Linked DNA regions of Homo sapiens: region 2 is linked to region 1. A link is a loop called in an ENCODE intact Hi-C map of the cell type or tissue named here. Cell type or tissue: heart right ventricle. All regions are shown on one strand. Links, peaks and the distances in the headings refer to the core of each region. The heading gives the core; the rest is flanking DNA.

Region 1 (2,923 bases), core at 117-2,616:
TATGTGGATATTCCACAGAAATCTCTATATCTAGGCAGCCTTTACCTAAGTGAAACCAGTCACAGAAAATGTATCCATATTAACCAATAATTATTGATTTACTTTCATTTATCAATAATTCATTTATTTCCATATTGAAACAGGATTTAAGGGTAAGGAAATCAGGGATGATTAAAGTAAAATGTCTTGGGTTCAAACTGACACCAAGAAGCCTAAACATGCTCAGAGATGCCATTAGTCAATATGGAAAATGTGGGCAATCTAGGAAAAACCTGTTGTCTTCCCACTCCAACCCTGAGCAGCCCTGTGGGCCAAGAGTTTGTTGAACAGAAGTAGGGGGGTCTAAATTTCAGACCCCATGTTCTACCTCAGCCAGGTGCATTTTTACATTTCACAAACAATTCAGTCACCGAAAGCAGCCCAGGCCACATTCTACAGCAGAGTGAGAGCAGATCAGTAATGAGTCCTTGCTTAATAACAGAAACTGTCTTGCAGGTGAATCTTTGAAAAGGTGGCCTCTCCTTCATCCTTGTGGTTATTCAAGTGAAAGTGAAAGGTTTCCCTGTCATGACATAAAACTGAGCAAAAAACAATCACCATATCTCTTGCCAACTTTGTCTCCTTGACTCAGGAAGATTTTAAATATAGAACAAATACTGCTTGCATCAGTAGCAATCCAGCCTCTATGTCACTATTGGATTAATAATGCTTTAGGATACATATCTCCAATATGAAAGGCTCTATCTAGCACACCAAATACCCTGATACAAGAACACTTCCTACTGTAGGCATGGCTATAGTAGTATATACTCAGTGTAATAGATGAGCAGTTATATTCTTTAGATATATAGAATAAATTTTATCTTTTGAAATGAAAATTCTAACACATTACTCTTCACAAGAAAAAAAGTCATAATCAGTTAAGACATTAGAACCCACCCAAATAATTTCTTCTGAATCATCTCTCTATTTGCTCGACTTCTCCCTTGCCCCCATGCTCCCACTGTCTGTAGTTACCAGATAGTAAACATGAATGCTGAATCAAGAATGAAAGAAAAACAGAAACATATATTTATGTAAACTTGTATTGATTCAACTAGGGAGAAACCCCACAGCTTTCAAGGCCTGAGTCACAAATCATTGTGATCAGAAATGCTGATGTGCTAGGAATGCACAAGTATTTTTGCTTATTATCATGGCCCAGGCCTGTTGCAGAGCAAGAGTTAAGCTGAAAAACAGTAAATATGGTTTTAAGCTTCCATTTATCAGGCAATATTTTGGGAAAGGGAGGACACAGTGGTGATGAGTCCAGGCTTGTATATTGAGCTCTACACTCAGTCACCAAAAGATCCACATTTGGGAAAATCAGAGGGAGGTCACACCACCTTTCCAAACAAGAGAAAACTCTGTTCTTCCCAAGATGACCTGAAATGTTCTAATTATTGGTTATTCCCTCTGGTCGGTGATGCAGCCAACAAGCACGTAGAGTTCAGTGAACCCACAAGCGCACAGCTGTTATCTTTGACTTATGGCCAAAACAAAAATTGGAACAGAATTTACTCAGACAAGTGTAAAGGCTTCTGTTTAAAACAGCTATTTTCTAAGCCAGATAAACAGCTTTGAAATGGAGAAGAAATGAATCCTTTCCTAGAATGTCTGAACCAAAGTGAGGTCAGCATCTTGAAGACAAGATGTTAACATAGATTACCCACACGGCTGCACAAGTCTCCCAAAGCATGAGACAGCCTCCACACCTCTGAGTTATCTGTAACTTTTTTTTTTTTTGGGGGGTCAACTTTTTGTGTTTTGGAAACAACTTTCTGCATTTGGGAAAGGTGGCTATGTTTAGTTAGTTGGTGACATAAAACATTAAGAACAGAGAATTGCTGTCCTGGAAGCTTCTGTGAGCCAGCAATTGCATAGGCTAGTGGCCTCTTTGGCCAGTAGCATCAGAGGCTCTTATGTGGCAGTTTGAGGGCAGAAAGAAACAGAGTGGTATTACTGTGGGCTTGAGTTAGTGATTCCGGCCTTTGAATTTCCACTAAGAAACATTAGCAAATACCCAATTTTTTATAGGTGGCAAAGGGACTGGTAAGAAATAGCTGGTAGGAGAAGCAGGGAAAAATCACCCTCCCAGTTACCTACACAAATACTGTGTGTCTGTGCTAATCTGGCAATCCATCTTACAATCACCAAACAGTGCAGAGCAAGGAAGCAATTCGCACTGCAATAGTGCTCCTCAGAGCTTTTCATAGCTTGATGCCTATTGCAGCTGCTTATATTGTACCAGCAGGTGGGTATAAAATAGCAGATTCCGGAGCCTACAAAAGCCGTGTCCCAGGGTAGAAGAGGAGATGATTTTTTTTCCAGTAGAGTGAATATGCATATCAATGTACCTGAATGGAGAGCTGGGTCCTGGTGAGCTGTCATCAGCACCAAATCTGTCTGTACTTCCATCTCAAGTGGTCTATTTGAGCGATAACAAGGCTTATGTAGCAAGGGTTTAAAAAGCCTGCTTCTCTCTTGATTCTAGGGGGTTTACAGACTACGTCTGCAGTGCGGACAGCCTTGAGCCCACTATCAACATTCATTCATTCCCAAATTCTCTCTGCACTCATCATTTGCAGCAATAATAAAATCTCACCAGTTTGGAAGTCCTGGGTTTTCTAGAATAGTAAGCACCAAGTATCCAGACATTGTAAGAACAATTATAACTACATGGCATCGTGGCCTGTTCTAATATACTCTATCGTTAAGGCAGTCAGCTGCTTAATTAGTGTCAACTTCATACCCAGTGGGCAGGGATAGTTATCAGAAGCCCACTGAACAAATGGACGGGACGTTTCAAACCTTCGAGCATCAAGCTTCTCCAAAAATAACAAGAAGTGACAGCTGAAGTCATGCTTAACAGAATTGGTTTAAA
Region 2 (2,923 bases), core at 335-2,834, 50 kb before region 1:
TAGAATGTTAATATCTTTAAAACCTCCAAGACTCGATATTGTGTTCTCTCGGGATAATTTACTGAAGATGAGACTGATGAGCTGCAGCAACCATTTAATACCCAGAGTTGCGCTTAGGAGAAAAGGATTTCCAGGATAAACCATTTGCAGGGAAAATTCAATCTAAGCTTCTTTATTTTCAGAACCTATGTTCAGGATGGAAGAAAAAAACCTCTAACATATACAAACACGGAGTTTTCAATCCTTATGATAACATTGGCTATTTTAAAGTGTTGGCATAATTTAGGACCTTGAATTTAGGACCTAATTCATGACTATATATTATAAAATCATTTCAGTAAAAAAAAAAAAAAAAAAAAAAAAAAACAACCAAAGTGATGTTTTTCCATTTCCTTTCCCTCATCTTTTATGCCACTCTCTCTGTTGGCTCTGTATTATTATGTTTACAGAATTGCATGCAAAATATATACACTAAGCATTTACTGAGCCCCCACTCTGCTAGGTGCACAGGGAGACATAAAATCGTAGGAGACTTCATGTTTGCCTTCAATGAGCCTGAAATCCAGCAGGAAAGGTAAGACAATTGTGGGGATACCTAAACACAGTTGTGAGGATGAACAGGATGGTGCAAACTACTTTAGGAACGCAGAGCTAGAGTGCAGAATCACCAGACTGCAGGCGAAAGAAGGCATGTGCGTAATTCCAACAGTGGGATATGAAATTCCCATTTCAGAGACATAAAGTTTAAGTGTGTTGAGGGACATTTTGGCTGCAGCAGCAGATGTTTGAGACCCTGTGTTAGAAATAGGAAGTGTTAACGACCACAGGTGGTTATCATACGAAAATGACAAACAGCAATAACAAAAAAAAAAAAAAAACATAAAAACCAGAGTGGCTTCTGCTAGGTTTGTTGGTATATTTTCAAACTGAAGAAAGTTGCTCATAAATTATCTTTCAGGTTGATTTTATTTTTCTCTCTATGCTCATGAAATGCTTTAACGAACATCTACACCTCCTCAGTGGAATTGGGAGTGAGTTATTTGTGAAAAACAGGTGAGGTTGTTGCTGAAGGACTTACTAAGTGTTTCTGCTTGAGTGATACAGCAGTGGACTCATAGATCTCCCAGAAGGTTTCGGACAATCATAGCAACTATCAAAGAAAGGAGGTTGTGGTCACTGGGAAGTTTTCCAAGTGGAATTTTAAAGAGGACTTTGTTAGAGAGTCCTCAAGGCTCTTTCTGAGCACTCACACACACCCCTCCTTTTCCCATTGGCACCCGCAACCTGAATTTTCTGCACAGAATCACATCCATATCTACAATGTGGAAGAATCAAAGTGGATCAGAGGCATCCCGCACTGCCCACACCTGTGGGGAAAGCGCCGCTGTTAATATTTCTGCTGAAATCTGAGCAGCCTGGAGTTCTTAGCTTAAGTAAATACTGAATCAAACATACCAGCCTACAAGGGAAAATAGCAGTCTCTGCCATTTGCAGAACATCTATCATGTTCAAGAGCCTTACATTCATTTTGTTCTCTAAATAATAATTATGTAGGGTTAGCTATTGTTATTTCTTTTTCATAGGCCTCAAAAGTCTAAATAATCTGCCCAGGGCCACAGGCATAGCAAGACGTTTTTTGATCCCAAAGCATCGCTCTACTTTGCTCTGGGATTGGAACTAGAACACACAAGTGAATTGTAAATTTTGATTTCAGCAACATAAAAACATGGCCATCAACTAGGTAGTAACTATATGTTGGGCTAATCCTAAATTAAATGAAAAACCTTTGGGAAGCCCAGAGCATACTATTCCAGGTTAGAAGAGACAAAGGAAGGGATCCAGCCTAGGACATCATAACCTCATACAAACAATAGGATGCCCAGCCCACAGGGGCCATTATTATGAAGTATTATTTATTCTCTCCAGGGACAGTAATTTCACAGGCATGAAAGCCATCTCAGAACCTTAACAGGGGGCTGATAATTCGTCCACTCATGCATAGTGCCTACCAAAGTGTACTGGATGAAAATCTGAACCTAAGCATATTATAAATTCATGGCTTTTCTCTATGAGTAGTTAATCTAAAATCAGAGATTTCAAGTAAAATATGGACATTCAAAATTACGGTGCTATCCTTTAGGAAATAAATGTTACTTACTCAAAAATTATTAAAATCGCATGGACTTGAAATGGGCTGATACCAAGGTATAGAGATCAATAGAAAGGAAAGATGAAAAGATCTATCCTAAAGAATAATAATCTTACTCTCCTACTACTTGCAACTTCGAATAAAATACATCTTAGATTAGGCAAATTTCCCAGGATCTTCTACAGAACCCCTTTTCATTCCTTTTTTTAGTGGCTGTGTTCAGAAGTAAGAGAGGTGTTGAGGTTTATGTGGAATAAAATATGATGACAAAAAAGATGAAGCAATTCATTCATTTCATGAATATCTGAGTATCAACGTTGTTTACTGCTGGGGAACATAAGCAAGAACGGTCAACAATCTGCCTCTGTGAAGCTCACATTTTGGTGAGAGGAAAAGCTGACAAAAAAGATAAATAAAATATAGAATGTGCACTAACAATGATAAGTAAGGAGAAAAATACAAAAGAGGGAGATAAAAAGTGTCTGGGGGTGCAATTTTAAATGAGGTGATCATTTAACATGGGAGCCCATGTCATCCATCCAAAGTCTTCAAATGAGTGGAAATACCCTAACCCTGGTAGAGCAGGCCTAATCAGTTGCTGCAGTGGTTTCCTGGGGCTGCTGTCACATAGTACCACAAGCTGGCTCCTTCAAAAAGCTATTTTATTGTCTCACAGCTCCGGAGACCAGAAGTTTGAAGTCAAAGTGTCAGTAGGGACTTCTGAGGACCTGTGGGAGATAATCAGTTGCGCATCCCTTTCTCCCAGCATCTGGT

The links. A loop is a pair of places that touch in the nucleus more often than their neighbours do. Peaks named below come from ENCODE experiments on the same cell type or tissue, not always from the same donor. Only the 100,000 strongest peaks of a DNase experiment are listed, where the experiment ranks them.
Region 2: a loop joins it to region 1, with 1.8 times the contacts of the local background. A loop is called at or near these places in 1 of 110 quality-filtered maps.

What each region holds. Positions count from the first base shown.
Region 1 is chr13:59,493,171-59,496,093 of GRCh38, forward strand. All of the region lies in intron 4 of LOC107984625 (a long non-coding RNA gene), which reads right to left. Among named protein-coding and RNA genes, the nearest start is that of DIAPH3-AS1, 520 kb to the right of the region's middle. In heart right ventricle, for the core only: no CTCF peak of the experiment used is centred there; a DNase peak (open chromatin) is centred at 1,471; H3K27ac peaks cover 2,055 bases.
Region 2 is chr13:59,443,252-59,446,174 of GRCh38, forward strand. No RefSeq gene overlaps it. Among named protein-coding and RNA genes, the nearest start is that of DIAPH3-AS1, 570 kb to the right of the region's middle. In heart right ventricle, for the core only: no CTCF peak of the experiment used is centred there; no DNase peak of the experiment used is centred there.